Linked DNA regions of Homo sapiens: all the other regions are linked to region 3. A link is a contact called in ENCODE Hi-C data. All regions are on one chromosome and are shown on one strand. The core of a region is the stretch at or near the end of the contact, and the rest is flanking DNA. Distances in the headings are between cores, read along the strand shown. Region 1 holds the start of TRIM33 (tripartite motif containing 33). Region 2 holds the start of BCAS2 (BCAS2 pre-mRNA processing factor). Region 3 holds the start of PRMT6 (protein arginine methyltransferase 6). Region 4 holds the start of MAGI3 (membrane associated guanylate kinase, WW and PDZ domain containing 3). Region 5 holds the start of CSDE1 (cold shock domain containing E1).

Region 1 (2,700 bases), core at 126-2,625, 7.5 Mb before region 3:
AAATGTGATGACGCCACTGCACTCCAGCCAGGGCGACAGAACGAGGAGGTCTCAAAAAAAAAAAAAGTTTTCACGTGGTTTAAGGACTTACAGCACCTTTCTTGGGAACACTAACAGGAGACCAAAGCATTTCATGATCTTAACACTAAAACAGTTGTTGCACTACATAAAATCCTCCAAATACCTTTTTTTTTTTTTCAAATAAAAAGGCAACTTTCTGAAAGCTTTTCTTTTTTTTTTGAGACGGAGTTTCGCTCTGTCGCCCAGGCTGGAGTGTAGTGGCGCTATCTCGGCTCACTGCAGCCTCCGCCTCCTGCCGGGTTCAAGCCATTCTCCTGCCTCAGCCTCCTGAGTAGCTCGGATTACAGGCGCACGCCATTACACCCGGCTAATTTTTATATTTTTAGTAGAGACGGGGTTTCACCATATTGGCCAGGCTGCCCACGAACTCCTGACCTGACCTCAAGTGATCTGCCCGCCTCGGCCTCCCAAAGTGCTGGGATTACAGGCGTGAGCCACTGCGCTTGGCCTGAAAGCTTCTACTACCATTGTTGTAAGGGCATTTGTCACCCAGCTCAACCCAGGACACTTAAAGTGGGACCTCAGAAGGACGCAGTATTGGTTATATCCGTGGCTCTCCAAACTGACATACATAAGAATCAGCTGAAGGGACTTTTCCCCCTCCGTCGGCTCTCTCCCTCACTTCCTGATTCAGGTCTGGGGACTGGCCCTGGCATCTCTGCTTTGAAAAACTCCTCCGTTGATTCTGATACGTAGCAACTCCTGAGAATCACCTTAAGATGCCAAAAATAGCTGTTAAAGAGTTTCTTCCTCACTCGGTCTTTTCAGCCTATTTCTGATAGATCCTCAGTTCAAAAACAAAAAGCAAAAAAAAAACAAAAAAAAAAACCAAAACCAAACAAACAATAAGCCCCGCTTTAGTGCTCCACGGCCACCCAAAGGAACGCGGCTGGTCTACGCACAGCAGAGACCCAGGAGGTCCCGGCGATCGAGCGGCGCGGCAGGTGAAACTTCCGCGGAGACGCCCGGGACACGCTCGCAGGGACCGGAACCGTCCCGGCTACCACCCTTCCGTATGCACCACCGCTGTGTCGGAGTTCATAACCAACCCCAGCCAAAGGCTACCCAGCGTCAACGGCCTCTGGCTTTAAAAAAAAAATCTCCCTTCGGGTTAAAGAGCCGCGGCACTGACGCAAGGAACTGGCTTCGAGGGTCCGGGACCGCTCCGCGCCCGCGAACCGAGTTCCCGCCTCCCTCGGGAGGACGTCCGTGCGTACGTGCGCGTGCCGCAACCGCCCTCCTTCAAACGCGCGACGCGAGGGCGGGGGCGCCGCGTGCGCGCGCGCTCTCGTTGGTTCGCTCTCTCGCTAGCTCTCGGCTGCCGCTCTTGCTGCGGCTGCGGCTGGGGCTGGGGGCGGCGGCGGCGGCGACGCGGGCGGCGGGCGGCGCGGGGCGGTCCGGCGGGTTCAAAGAGGAAAACATGGCGGAAAACAAAGGCGGCGGCGAGGCTGAGAGCGGCGGCGGGGGCAGCGGCAGCGCGCCGGTAACTGCCGGGGCCGCCGGGCCCGCCGCGCAGGAGGCGGAGCCGCCTCTCACCGCGGTGCTGGTGGAGGAGGAGGAGGAGGAAGGCGGCAGGGCCGGCGCTGAGGGCGGCGCGGCCGGGCCCGACGACGGGGGGGTGGCCGCGGCCTCCTCGGGCTCGGCCCAGGCTGCTTCATCTCCTGCGGCCTCAGTGGGCACTGGAGTTGCCGGGGGCGCAGTATCGACGCCGGCTCCAGCTCCAGCCTCGGCTCCCGCTCCGGGTCCCTCGGCAGGGCCGCCTCCTGGACCGCCAGCCTCGCTCCTGGACACCTGCGCCGTGTGTCAGCAGAGCTTGCAGAGCCGGCGTGAGGCGGAGCCCAAGCTGCTGCCCTGTCTTCACTCCTTCTGCCTGCGCTGCCTGCCCGAGCCGGAGCGCCAGCTCAGCGTGCCCATCCCGGGGGGCAGCAACGGCGACATCCAGCAAGGTGAGCCGGAGGCCCTGCCTGGCATCTGGGCCGCAAGGGATTTGCGCAACCCTAGAGGAGCTGGGGACGGAGGTGCTGGGGCCTGGGGCTGCTCGGACGGGCGCCATCCCGAGGGGTCTCTAAGGTGAAAGACTCGCCCCTGGGACACTTTCCAGAGAAGCTGGACCGCAAGAGATAAGGGGAGCATGAAGGGAGGGGTGCCGGCTGCGAGAGGCTGGGGGAGGGGACACTGGCTCCGAGGGAGGGTTTGTGATGTGCGGAACCCGGCCGAGCGCTGGTTCTGGAGCTGGCAGACCCGTACAGTGAGAGAAGGGGGATTTGGGAAACACGTTGTGAGGAAGCGTTTTGGCTGAAAGGGCCCGGGCCAGCGAGGTGTTGAGGGAGTAGGTAAGAGGTAAGGGCAGTGAAGATGGATTGCTTTGGAGGGAGGGGACTTGGCGTGTTCACAGATAGGAGAGAGGAGGACTATGGATTAAATGGAGGTGGAGAGAATATGTTGGAGAGCAAGGGGTCCAGAGAAGGCGCCTGGAAGAAAATTGTAAGATGACATGGGGAAAGAGAAACTCGGAAAGTGGACTGCATGGTTAGGGAAAATCCTAAGGTTTGGGGATGAAGGAGAAATGAACTTTGAAGGAAATTGAGAGTTAGGGAAAGCTGGGCATGAATTTGTTTT
Region 2 (2,700 bases), core at 185-2,684, 7.5 Mb before region 3:
CTGGCTATCCCTCTAGGAGGAGACCTTTGCTTCAGCAATGGTGTCTTCATCCTCGCAGCCTGAAGCTGCTTCATTTCCTTAGGTCTGTTGTGTTTTCTGTAAAGTGTTAGGAATTCTGGATATTTTTGTAAAAGAATCAAGATTTGTATAAAATGTTGTTTACAGATCTTTTAATGAATAAATACATAAACCCCCCACAGATCCCTTGGAGAATTCTTTAAGATCTTTTATGTCACTTAAATCTATAGCTAGCACATTTACCTAATGGTACTTCGGTAATAAGAATTAGTCTTAGACTGACCAGGCTTAATAACGGAGGTCAACATTTCCAGGCTCTTGGCAGACAAAGGCTGGGTCTAGACTGCACACTGGGCAGGGCATATAGTCTGACAACTTTATTTGGTTTTTACCTGCTTAATCAAAGGGAGGCTGCTTAGTCCAGGAGCCATGCAGAAGAGAGTGCATGGGCAGCAGCTTGAGTGGTTCGGAGGCAGTGAGGAATGCCATTCTATTACCGTTAAGTCCTAAAGGCAAAATGACAGGATTTTTAAGGAACTGAGGTTCCTTTTGATACGCAGACCATAAAGCTTCACAATTTTAATTGGAGACTGGCGCCCAATTCTAGAGTCTCTTTAAAAAATGTACTTACCCAATGCAAAGGTTTTAAGGGCACCGAGGGGGAAGGATAGTTGGGGTACAGCAAGGAAGTAAAAGAGGAATGACCCGGGGTGCAGTGGCTCACGCCTGTATTCCCCACATTTTGGGAGGCCAGGAGTTCGAGGCTAGGCTTGGCAACATAGAAAGGCTCCATCTCTACAAAAAAAATTAAAAATTAGCCAGGCATGGTGGTGTGCACCTCTAGGCCCAGCTACTCGGGAGGCTGAGGTGGAAGGATCGCTTGGGCCCGGGGGGTTGAGGCTGCAGTGAGCTATGATCACGCCACTGCACTCCAACCTGGGCAGCAGAACAAAGACCCTGTGTCTACAATAAAAAAGGAAAAAAGTCTCGCACAGAGGAAGAGAAGATTAAGGGGAGAAGGTGGGAGTAAGCAGAGGTGGGAAACCAGTTTATCTCTCCCCGCCAAATGCTGCAGCCAGTTCCCTCCAAAAGTGTTAAGGGGCTCCCTTTCCAGATATCAATGTTTTGGAGGAAACGAAAAGCCCCAACTTCAAATCGCCGCCATTCGCAGGCAAAAAAAGGGGCAGTAAGCAGAGGACAGGAAATTGAGGCCTTTCGCTGACGCAGACAAGCCAAGACGTTACGTCACGTCCGCCCAAAACAAACCAGCCCGGCAATTTCTAGATACCGGGCGGACCCGCCTTCAAAATTAGCAACTGAGCATGCACTAACGTCAATACGGAGGGAACGTGATTACATCAGTGTCAGGCGCCGGCGTAATTAAATATAACTGAGTTTACGCAGACGCAGAAAACGCAGGCAAACCTGAGGTCCTCAGAATGGCGGGCACAGGTTTGGTGGCTGGAGAGGTTGTGGTGGATGCGCTGCCGTATTTTGATCAAGGTTATGAAGCCCCTGGTGTGCGGGAAGCGGTGAGTGCGGGGTGTCTTTGTAGCTGACTCACTGCTAGCTGGCTCGGTACTGAAAGAAACATGTTACAATTTGCCACTTCTACCCTGGTCCCTATTCTCTTTCTTAGGCTGCAGCGCTGGTGGAGGAGGAAACTCGCAGATACCGACCTACTAAGAACTACCTGAGCTACCTGACAGCCCCGGATTATTCTGCCTTTGAAGTAAGTATGTCTTGAGCCTAGGTGTGAACGAGAATTCCTGTGAACCTTTATTTTGGATTGAGAGCTTTAAATTCCAGTTTTAACCATTGCCTGCATAGCTACTACTTACCTACTGTATAGGTGTCAGTCTATTGAAAACAACTAGATAGATAAGTCTTCTCCGAGGTTCTTATTCTAAGATCCATAGGAAGACTTTCTGGGGCTCCACAACTCACTTAATGCAAAAATTTGTGGCTACCATTCTTTGAGATAGGATCCATGCGTAAATTCTCAAAGGGACCCTCTCCTGCCAAGATTCACTCTACAGCAAGTGATCTAGGGTTTTTTAATATGTATAAGCCTAATTACCTAAGCTCTTTAGAACCACTGGAGAGTGGCATATTAAAGTCTAGTTATTTACCAAATGTATGTGATACGACTGAAAGGACAAACCATATCCAAGTGTATACTACTTTTTTCTCAGCCTTCTCCTTTTTTCTGTAATCTATCCGATGTTTTTATTAACACATTTCTGATTAATGTAGGCAATAATTTTCACTGATATGAATACTTTACAAGTGCTAGGTGCCATTCTAGATTCTGAGATCATAGAGATATATGGGGTTTCTTTTTTAATATATTTTGTTTTCTTTTAATTTTTCTTTTCTTTATTTAAGACAAACATCCTCTCCAAAAAAGATAGGGTTTCTGAATACAGAAAAATACAATACAGTGAGGAGCTAGATATATAAAACAAAAAGTTTACAATAGTATGTATAAATGTGTAATAATATGTAAAGGACCTATAGCGGAGGGTATGTATAAGGACAAGAGGATTAGAGAAGGGAGTGTCCATGATTGCCTAAGGAGTCAGATGCTGTTCTACTCCACACATTGAGTATGATACTATTTTAAATGTATAACCTTGAAGTACACCCAGGATTCTAGTTAGGGTCTAGTTAGCTAAATGA
Region 3 (2,700 bases), core at 85-2,584:
CAAATGGAGAATGAAGTCACTCTCCCTCCCTAGAGGCTATGAGGGAAAAGGGGGAGATATTCCCCCTACTTGCACGTGGGATCTCCCTTTCCCCTCCGACCTCGCTACGCCTCTCCCACGCAGGTCAGGCTGCTTTGGGAGGTAGCTGGGAGAAAAGGCAACGCTCAGTCCTCCATGGCAAAGTCTTTGGTCTTCTCCTCCTGGTCTCCCACTTTGTAGCGCAGCAGCACGCGCAGGCGACGGGGGTTGTCCCGGGAGGGCAGCAGCGTGATCTCTCCTGAAACGTCCGTGTCTTGCTCCACTTGCACCGGCTCGTTCAGGTAGAGGAGCGCCTGTTTCCAGTGAGTGGCCGGGTGAAAAGGCGAGGTGGACAGCACCAGGGGTTTCTCCGACTCCCCTCCAGGGAAGGTCACCTGGAACCAGATGGCAAAGCCATGCATGGGCGCCGAGCCATAGCAGCTGCAGCGGAAGCGCCCGCCCACTCCGGCCTCCAGCTCCTGCTCCAAGCCGGCGCGGGAGAGCTCTAGCTGAGCAAAGCGCTGCGGCCGGGCCAGCACGTCCTCGCCGGACAATCCCTGCACAACGATCTCCGAGTGGCCCATGAGACAGCGCGTGGCGAAGCCCTCCAGGCAGCTCATGTCCACACCATAGTGCTGCTTCACCTGGCTCCAGAAGCCCAGGCGCCATTCCAGCATCTGGTCGCTGATGGGGGCTATGAAGAGCTCGGCGGAGGCCGGCAGGAGAAGACCGCCCTCCTTCAGCCACTTGGTTCGCGCGTGGAGGACGGAGCTCAGCATGGACTCGTGCAGGAGTCCGTAGCCCATCCACTCGCTCACGATGGCATCCACCTGTTCCGGCAACTCTACAGTCTCCACTGGTCCCGGCAGGACGTGCACCCGGTCCTCCAGCCCGTTGAACCGCACCACCTCCCGGGCCTGTTGCCAGATGGCGCTGGCCTCTACCGCGTACACGCGCCGGGCCCCGGCCTGGGCACAGAAGATGCTCAGAATGCCGGTGCCCGCGCCCACGTCCAGTACCGTCTTGCCTCGCAGTGCTGCCCAGTTCCGAAGGATACCCAGGCGGTAGGCATCGGTGCGGACGCGGTCCGCGATCATCTCCTCGTGGACCGAAACGTCCGAGTAGCACTCGTAGTACAGCTGGTCCCGTTCCCGCTTAGTCCTCCGGGGTCGCTCCAGGGCCGCCTCCCGCTCCGCGCCATCTTCCTCTTCAGTTCCCTCCCCTCCTTCGCCGCCGCCCCCCGACTCAAGCTTTCTTTTCTTGGGCTGCGACATCTTGGCCGCTCTGCCCGGCTCCCGGCGGGCGTAGCGCGGCACGGCGCGGGCTCCAGGAAACGGGGGCTTCTGGGACTTGTAGTGCGCGCTCGTCCTTCCTACTTCCTGCGGGGTCGCCCGGCCGGCGGCGCGGAAGGTCTCCTGTGCCTGCTCACGGGAGCTGTTTTGTATTGCTCTTCTGGTGTCCTGGCATCCCTTTTCCCACCCACGACGCCCACATTCTGAGATCCTTTCATTCCCCCTCCCACCCTTAGCTCCTCAGTTTTTTGCTTTCACTCCCTTCCTGAAGTAGGCACGCACACTTAAGACTAATAATCCACCTTTGTTTCTTCTGCTGAACTCACCTCTGTTTTTTTTGTTTGTTTTTCTGTTTTTTGTTTTTTTTGAGAGGGAGTTTCGCTCTTGTTTCCCAGGCTGGAGTGCAATGGCGCGATCTCCGCTCACCGCAACCTCCGCCTCCTGGGTTCAAGCGATTCTCCTGCCTCAGCCTCCCGAGTTGCTGGGATTACGGGCGCATGCCACCAGGGCCGGCTAATTTTGTATTTTTGGTAGACGGGGTTTCTCCCTGTTGGTCAGGCTGGTCTCAAACTCGCGACCTCAGGTGATCCGCCCACCTCGGCCTCCCAAAGTGCTGGGATTACAAGCGTGAGCCACCGCGCCCGGCCTAACTCACCTCTGGTTTTATTCCACCGAATTAACATGGCAGCACCATCCACCCACTACCGCCTTAACTGGACAATTGTAGCTCTTAAAGTGCTCCAGCTGTGGCAATTTAGAAACTGCACTACGCATTTCTTTTTTCTGTTTTCAGTGCAGTTAGAGTGCAAATGTAACAAAATTAAAACCTAACAATGCAAAATCTTGGTTCTGATTCCAGTATGACCACTAATTAGTTGAGTGATTTAGGGCAAATAATAGAACTTCTCTGGCCTTTAGTTGCCCATTCACCCACCAGCGAATCTTCATTGCAGTTGGGGAAGAACTAGGTTTCTGGTTCTACTTAGAAGAATAGTTACTTGGCTTTCGGCTCTGCTCTGATAATTCTGTGGCTCTCTTAAGAGTTAAATCCTGAAAAGTGCAGACTCAAGAGCCATGTGATACAAGCAAACTCGTTGCTAGGTGTATTCTATATATATATGCGTTTTTTTCTCTCAGAAATAACGGAATCAATTTCTTTTAATCACTTTCTCAATGCAATTCATTTTTTCCTGTGTTTTCTTGTCCGGGCAATATTGACACTCTCCTCTTTCTCTTATATTTTTCTTGTAGTCAACCATCAGCTGTTACTCTCTTTTTGTTGTCCATAATGGAAATAAAATATGTTTTTAAATATGTGTGGCATCTGTATGGGTGTCCGTGTTATTAACAAGGTGGGCATAATGCCATTTTCTGCCAGCTTGAAAAAAAA
Region 4 (2,700 bases), core at 93-2,592, 6.3 Mb before region 3:
AGCTCTGAGATGTCTGCTAGAGTGCAAGAAACACTGAAGCAGCTAAGCCCTTCCAGGTACACCAGGTGGTAACCTTGGCACCAAGTGCCTCTATAGTAAAGTCCCTTTTTCCCTGTTAGAAGATGCGTAAGATCGTTCCAAAGAAAATGTTACAATCCTAAGGGCCTTTTTGCACAACACAGGAAAAGGCTGGCCTTCTCTAGTCAAAAACTCTTGTCTGCGGGGGGAGATGGAGCTACAAATGTAGGAAACCCAGCTTCTAGTCGCAATTCTGTGACAGCTAGCACAGCTAGCAGAGCAACCGCGCCAAGCCAGAGCTCAGTTTTCCCTTCGGCAAAATGGGACTCACCAACGCCACCCCTCCCCCTCGTCAAGGAGTCTGGCACACCCTAGAGGTCTAAGATTACCCGGGACAATACGCGGTGGGGAGGTGCCGCCGCTCCCAGGACGCCCACCCTGAAGCCCCTCTCCCCAACACCCCGAGACAGATACGCAGGGCCGGCGTACCTGGTTTCACAGTCTTGAGACGGATGGGCTCGCGGAAGTGGCGGATGACAGCCAGGGTGTCCCGGTTGGTGAGCCCGCTGACAGGCGTCCCGTTTACCTCCAGCAGCACATCGCCTGGGCTGGGCGCCTTGCCCGAGACGACGCAGCAGGTGCCCCCGCCGGGCTCCTCGCGGAGCCGCCCCAGGTAGGGGAACTCGCCACGCTCCGCGCCACCGCGGATCTCCGCGCCGAAGTCGCCCGGGGGCCCGGCCCAGGACACGGCGCACTCCTGCACCTTGCTGAGCCAGTGCTTCTTCTTCTTCAGCGTCTTCGACATCCCGAACCCCGCTGCACCATGGGGGAGACCCCGCGCGGGCGGCCGGGGCGCCGCTCCGGCCCCGTCTCAGCCCGGGGGCCCTGGGCGGCCCGCGCAGCCCGGTAAGGGGGGCCTCGCCGCTCCGGCCCCCACCCCGCGACCACAGCCCGCTGGGGGCCCGGCCGTTCCCAGACGCGAGACGCCCCTTGGACGCCCCTCCCGGCTGCGCTCCCCGGGGCTGACCGGACTCCGCGAGGGCCACCGCGGGTTAGGCTGAAGAAAGGAAAAGGGAATTGTCCCCAGGAGGTTCCAGAAGGGGCTTCGGGCGGGGTCACTGCCGCCGGCTGGTCCCTGGGCTCAGCGCCCGAGCGGCGGGAAAGGCTGAGGCGGGGGGGCGGGGAGGTGAAGGGGGAAGAGCCGGGAACGGGAAAAATCCGTGGGGGGCGCGCAGAAGCGCGCGTAGACCCGTCGCGGGATCGATCGTGGCCGCTGCGGAGCTGTAGCGCGGAGACCAACGCCTGCCCAAGCTGCCAGGAAACTGCCGCTTTCAAACCAGCCGCAACCTCCTCCTCCTCCCTTTTCCCTTCCCCCGGCCCTCGCCCATCCCTCATCCAGAGCCCCGCCCCCTCCCGCCGCGCGGCGCCCGGCGCGCTGCCGTCACAGGCTGGGCGCTTGGGAACGAGCCCCGGCCCTGGACTCTCGCGCCAGGGATTGGCCCCCGGCGGGCAGGAGGCGGACCGCCAACGAGAATGGGGACCACTGGTTGGTCGGTGCGAGTGGAGGAGGCGGGCACTAGAATGACTGAAGTTTAGAGAGGGTGGAAAAAAGAAGTTTGGAGAGTGAGGGAGGGCGCAGAGGAGGGGCAGGGGAGTGGAAGGGGCTGTAGGTCGCAGGGCCGGGAGAGGCCCTCTGCGCGGCGGCTGGAGCCGAGGAAAACTCGAATCCGAGAGGGACCGAGCTCCCCGAAGTGGGGGCGTGGCCGGCGAGTTAGGCGGAGACGCGGGCGGAGCCTCTGAGCCTGTGCGGGGCGCAGAGAGGGGCCGGTGTGCTTAGATTGGAAGACAACGTGCGGAGTCCTGAGCCGGCCGAGGTTCCGGGGCCTTTAGGGTGGCCTGTTACAGCCGATAGTTTGCATTGAGTGGATATTGCTTGTTCATTCGTTCATTCAACAGATGTTACTGAACGCCCATTGAGGCAGGGCTTCGGAGTCCGGTTGATGAAAGATATTATAAAATAGAGTCCGGCACTGCTGTATGACCTAAGACAAATTAGACAACCTCTCTGAGCCGCAGCGTCCTCAGTGAAAAGTGAAGATTACAGAAGATGTACAAAATAACTGCATAGTGCCTGACAGTGGGTGGTTGCCTCTTAAAGTTTGGTAGCTGCTGCTGCTGCTGCTGATGACGATGACGATTTTGTGTTAGATATTGTGCTAGGTACTGGGATTCAAGGGTGAAGAAAACAGAAGCCCCGCTATTGAGGAGGTTACAGTCTAGTGGGAGAGACTGAGAAGTAAGCAGACTGCCTGAGGTGAGGGAGTGGGGTGGAGGTAGAAGGTGGATTATTAAGAACTAACCTGGTAGCCAGCAGATCTGGTTGGAGTCCTGACATGCTACTTACTTGCTGTTTGACCTTGGCCAAATCTCAGTTAAAGGAGGTGAAGGGAGAACGAACATTAAATAAAAGATATCGTAGATCCCTTCCAGCTCTAATTTTTCAGAAATTTCACTTGAGCTTTCTCTCTTCCCCGGCTTGACTTACACTCTTCCCTGTCTTTGGAATGCCCTTCATCTCATCTCTTTTAAAACTCCTATCCGTCCTCATCCCAAATGCCGGCTCTTCCAGGTAGCTTTCTCTGATTTCTTGCCCTCAAGTGGAAAGTGTTTTCTCTGAGCTAT
Region 5 (2,700 bases), core at 103-2,602, 7.7 Mb before region 3:
ACCAGGGATGCAAAGATGAATTTCATAAGCTCTGTGCTAGAGTATTACTACCTAGTAAAAACTAATAATTACAATAGAGTGAGCTATGAAAGCATTGAAAATGAAGCAAATATTTGTGCTTAGGAAAGCGTGGGAAGGCATCAAAGAGAGCAAAAAGGCAGTTTTGAGGTGTTATACATGGGACTGGACACCAGCAACAAAGGTGGTGAGGAAATTTTTGAACAGAAATGGGACACGGCCTCCTCTTAGAATTCAAGAGGTTGAATTGAAGGTTGTCTTTCCTTCATTGCACTTATTCCAATGTGTATGTTTAGATTTGTTTTTGTGATCATCAATGATGCTAGACTAAAAGTTCCTTGAGGACAAGTCTATATCCGATTTTCTTTACAACTGTATACTTCCCAGTGGTTACACATACAACATGTCAAATAAATGTGTTGTAAGCAAAAAGTGGGTAGGAGAGTTCTCAGAAGACTGGCTGCTCATTATTTATCCAATACTGTCAAGTGAGAGAGCCAGTGAATCTGTGAAAACAGAAGCATTGAATCTGGGAAAAGCATTCCTCTCACCAGAGGAGCATGCTCTACTGTCTGGCAGGGGATAATCCATTGAACTTCCTGTGGTCATAATTACCCATTTTTCTCCTTCCTTCTTCCCCCATTGGATGAATCATCTCTTTGCTCTTATTTCAACCTTTTAATTACTGATCCACCCTCTTTGATTACCTGACACAACAGGAATATCTTTCGTAACTTGAAAGGTCAGTTGACTGAATTTGTTTCATTTTGTTTAGTGATTATGCAGCCTTGCTCACTCTTGTGCATCTGTTGCAATGTTTTTCGTGGAAAACAAAGGTCTCATTTAGATTTCTAAATTACCTTGCTACAAAGCTGACTCTATACTAATGAAATTCCTCTAAAACAGTAGACGTAAGAAAGAATGCTTGCACTATAAGAAGAAACGAGTGTGAGGTCCTTCCGGATTTTTGCTGGGAAAAGATAAATCATTTTTTATGACTCCTGAATATGCCATCAGAATTGTTGGCCTTCAAGGTTTACCCCATTATTGTGGGCTAAAACGTATTCAAACGCTCGAAGACTAGAGACGCCTAAAGCCACCCGCCACCCCTAGTGTCCAGGAGGAGTCAGTAAACACCGAGATTGCTTCCCGCAGCACACCCAAGAAGGAATGTAATGTAATGCAGCCACCATGTTGGTTGTGGTTAAGTGCAGCAAACTGCTTGGCGTCACTTAGCCCTGCTGCGCAAGCGTGTTGAGAGTACGCTTCACTCCGCCCCTTCTCGTGCACGCGCCCGGAGCCCGCAACTCTCGCGAGAGAAGCGAGATTTATTCCTACGTACCGGGCCGTGCTGCTTATGGCGGCGCTGGAGAGGGGGCGCTGAGCTGTTGGGGTGAGTACGACCTCAGGGTCCAACTGGGGGTAGCAGAAACCCAGGGGAAGGGCTGAGAATAAGACCAAGGCTAACGAGAAGCCTTCTGAGTCAAGGTGGGCACTCGTAGAGCTCTAGGTGGGGAAGAATGCACCCCGATTCCCTGCCCTGGGCTTTTTCATACGTCTCCCGTTCAACTGCCTGGGCCTCATGTCAGGTCGCAGAGCTGAAACGAGGAGTTGAGGCCAGCCGGCTGCGCGTGGTGGTAGTGGTGGTGGTGACTAAAGTGGGGGGAGGGAGCGAAAATGGAGGCTCCGACAGCAGCCAAGATGGAGGCAGAGGGTGCGGGGCTCGGGCGCGGAGGCTGCTGGGATCTGTAGTCTGGCTGCTTCCCCATCTGCGGCTTGTCTGGGGAAACGGGAACTACATGTCCCGGCGGGCGGGGCGAGGGGGTGGTGGCGCGGTCCTTTGTGTGAGGTTGGAAGAGCCTGAGACCGAGAAGAGGGGCCTACTTTGACTCTGGACCCTGTAGTTTCCTGGCCGTTACCTGCTTGGGAATCTGACTACCAGTACCAGAGCGCAGTGCGGCAGTGGCGCCTTCTTTGTGTATAGACTGAGACCCTGCTCCATCTAGATATCTTAGGGGAAGTGTTTAAAGACACCTTTCCCCAGCCACATCTGGCACAGTAGTGTGGCGGAATTGACATCGTTACTCCAGTCACCTAGAGCAGGGTCTCAGCACCCAACCTTCCCCTCATTGTCTCCCCTTCGGCGTCTTGAGAAAGGGAACCAGTCCCTAATCTTTTAGGCACGTGGCTCCCACCCCTCTATCTTGGGGAATGGGCGTGCGCCCTGAAAGCTCAGTAGTGTCCTCCCTTCCACCTCCTGTAGTTCTCATGGTGCCAGCGCCTGGCCCACCCACATTGTGCAATGAACGGCCTGGCTTCGTCATTCTATGTAGAATGTTTTAGAGTTCCCCCGTCGGAGACAGCTTCAAATTTTTGCCATGCTATTTTATCAATACGAAATCTTAGTGCCAAGGTTCTTTTGCTTTAAGGTTTTCCCTTAGAAACACCCAGATGGCGGCCGTCTTGCTTAACTCACAGGTGAAGCAGAGAACGCTCCCTGAAACAGGCTTGAATCTGCAAAGAATATCTGAACGTTGTTGGGCAAGTTAATTTTCGTGTTTTGCACCTTAAATGAGTAAAAGAATATGGCGCTCTTTAAACAGTTGGGAGACAGGGCGGAGAGGGAGAATGCTCAAAGGCACTGTGGTAGTTAAATCTTTTTGAGAGGCTTAAATTTTCATC

What was found. A loop is a pair of places that touch in the nucleus more often than their neighbours do. Pooled maps may share reads with other maps.
Region 1: a loop to region 3 is called in a pooled map, with 12 times the contacts of the local background. The contact joins the promoter of TRIM33 here to the promoter of PRMT6 in region 3. A Hi-C loop is called at or near these places in 3 of 50 pooled maps.
Region 2: a loop to region 3 is called in a pooled map, with 19 times the contacts of the local background. The contact joins the promoter of BCAS2 here to the promoter of PRMT6 in region 3. A Hi-C loop is called at or near these places in 4 of 50 pooled maps.
Region 4: a pooled map shows a loop between it and region 3 (9-fold over the local background). The contact joins the promoter of MAGI3 here to the promoter of PRMT6 in region 3. A Hi-C loop is called at or near these places in 6 of 50 pooled maps.
Region 5: a pooled map shows a loop between it and region 3 (14-fold over the local background). The contact joins the promoter of CSDE1 here to the promoter of PRMT6 in region 3. A Hi-C loop is called at or near these places in 5 of 50 pooled maps.

Annotation. Positions count from the first base shown.
Region 1 is chr1:114,509,878-114,512,577 of GRCh38, reverse strand. It overlaps TRIM33 (tripartite motif containing 33), which reads left to right and starts at 1,375. Exons shown (of 20, transcript NM_015906.4): 1 at 1,375-2,027. The coding sequence starts at 1,502. It overlaps LOC124904348 (a long non-coding RNA gene), which reads right to left and starts at 1,240. Exons shown (of 2, transcript XR_007066452.1): 1 at 653-1,240. RefSeq lists enhancers at 1-178, 1,039-1,208 and silencers at 1,399-1,508, 1,539-1,838.
Region 2 is chr1:114,580,349-114,583,048 of GRCh38, reverse strand. BCAS2 (BCAS2 pre-mRNA processing factor) reads left to right here and starts at 1,434. Exons shown (of 7, transcript NM_005872.3): 1 at 1,434-1,550; 2 at 1,658-1,750. The coding sequence starts at 1,458. It overlaps DENND2C (DENN domain containing 2C), which reads left to right. Exons shown (of 21, transcript NM_001256404.2): 21 at 1-199. It overlaps LOC105378914 (a long non-coding RNA gene), which reads right to left and starts at 1,206. Exons shown (of 3, transcript XR_947719.4): 1 at 650-1,206; 2 at 411-524.
Region 3 is chr1:107,055,308-107,058,007 of GRCh38, reverse strand. It overlaps PRMT6 (protein arginine methyltransferase 6), which reads right to left and starts at 1,334. Exons shown (of 1, transcript NM_018137.3): 1 at 1-1,334. The coding sequence starts at 1,292. The coding sequence ends at 165. RefSeq lists enhancers at 533-742, 753-882, 893-1,032, 1,053-1,102.
Region 4 is chr1:113,389,157-113,391,856 of GRCh38, reverse strand. It overlaps MAGI3 (membrane associated guanylate kinase, WW and PDZ domain containing 3), which reads right to left and starts at 1,342. Exons shown (of 21, transcript NM_001142782.2): 1 at 508-1,342. The coding sequence starts at 823. RefSeq lists enhancers at 297-346, 397-896 and silencers at 577-736, 797-926, 1,337-1,696, 1,727-1,776.
Region 5 is chr1:114,756,636-114,759,335 of GRCh38, reverse strand. CSDE1 (cold shock domain containing E1) reads left to right here and starts at 1,352. Exons shown (of 20, transcript NM_001007553.3): 1 at 1,352-1,411. RefSeq lists enhancers at 1,146-1,435, 807-1,800, 1,636-1,955.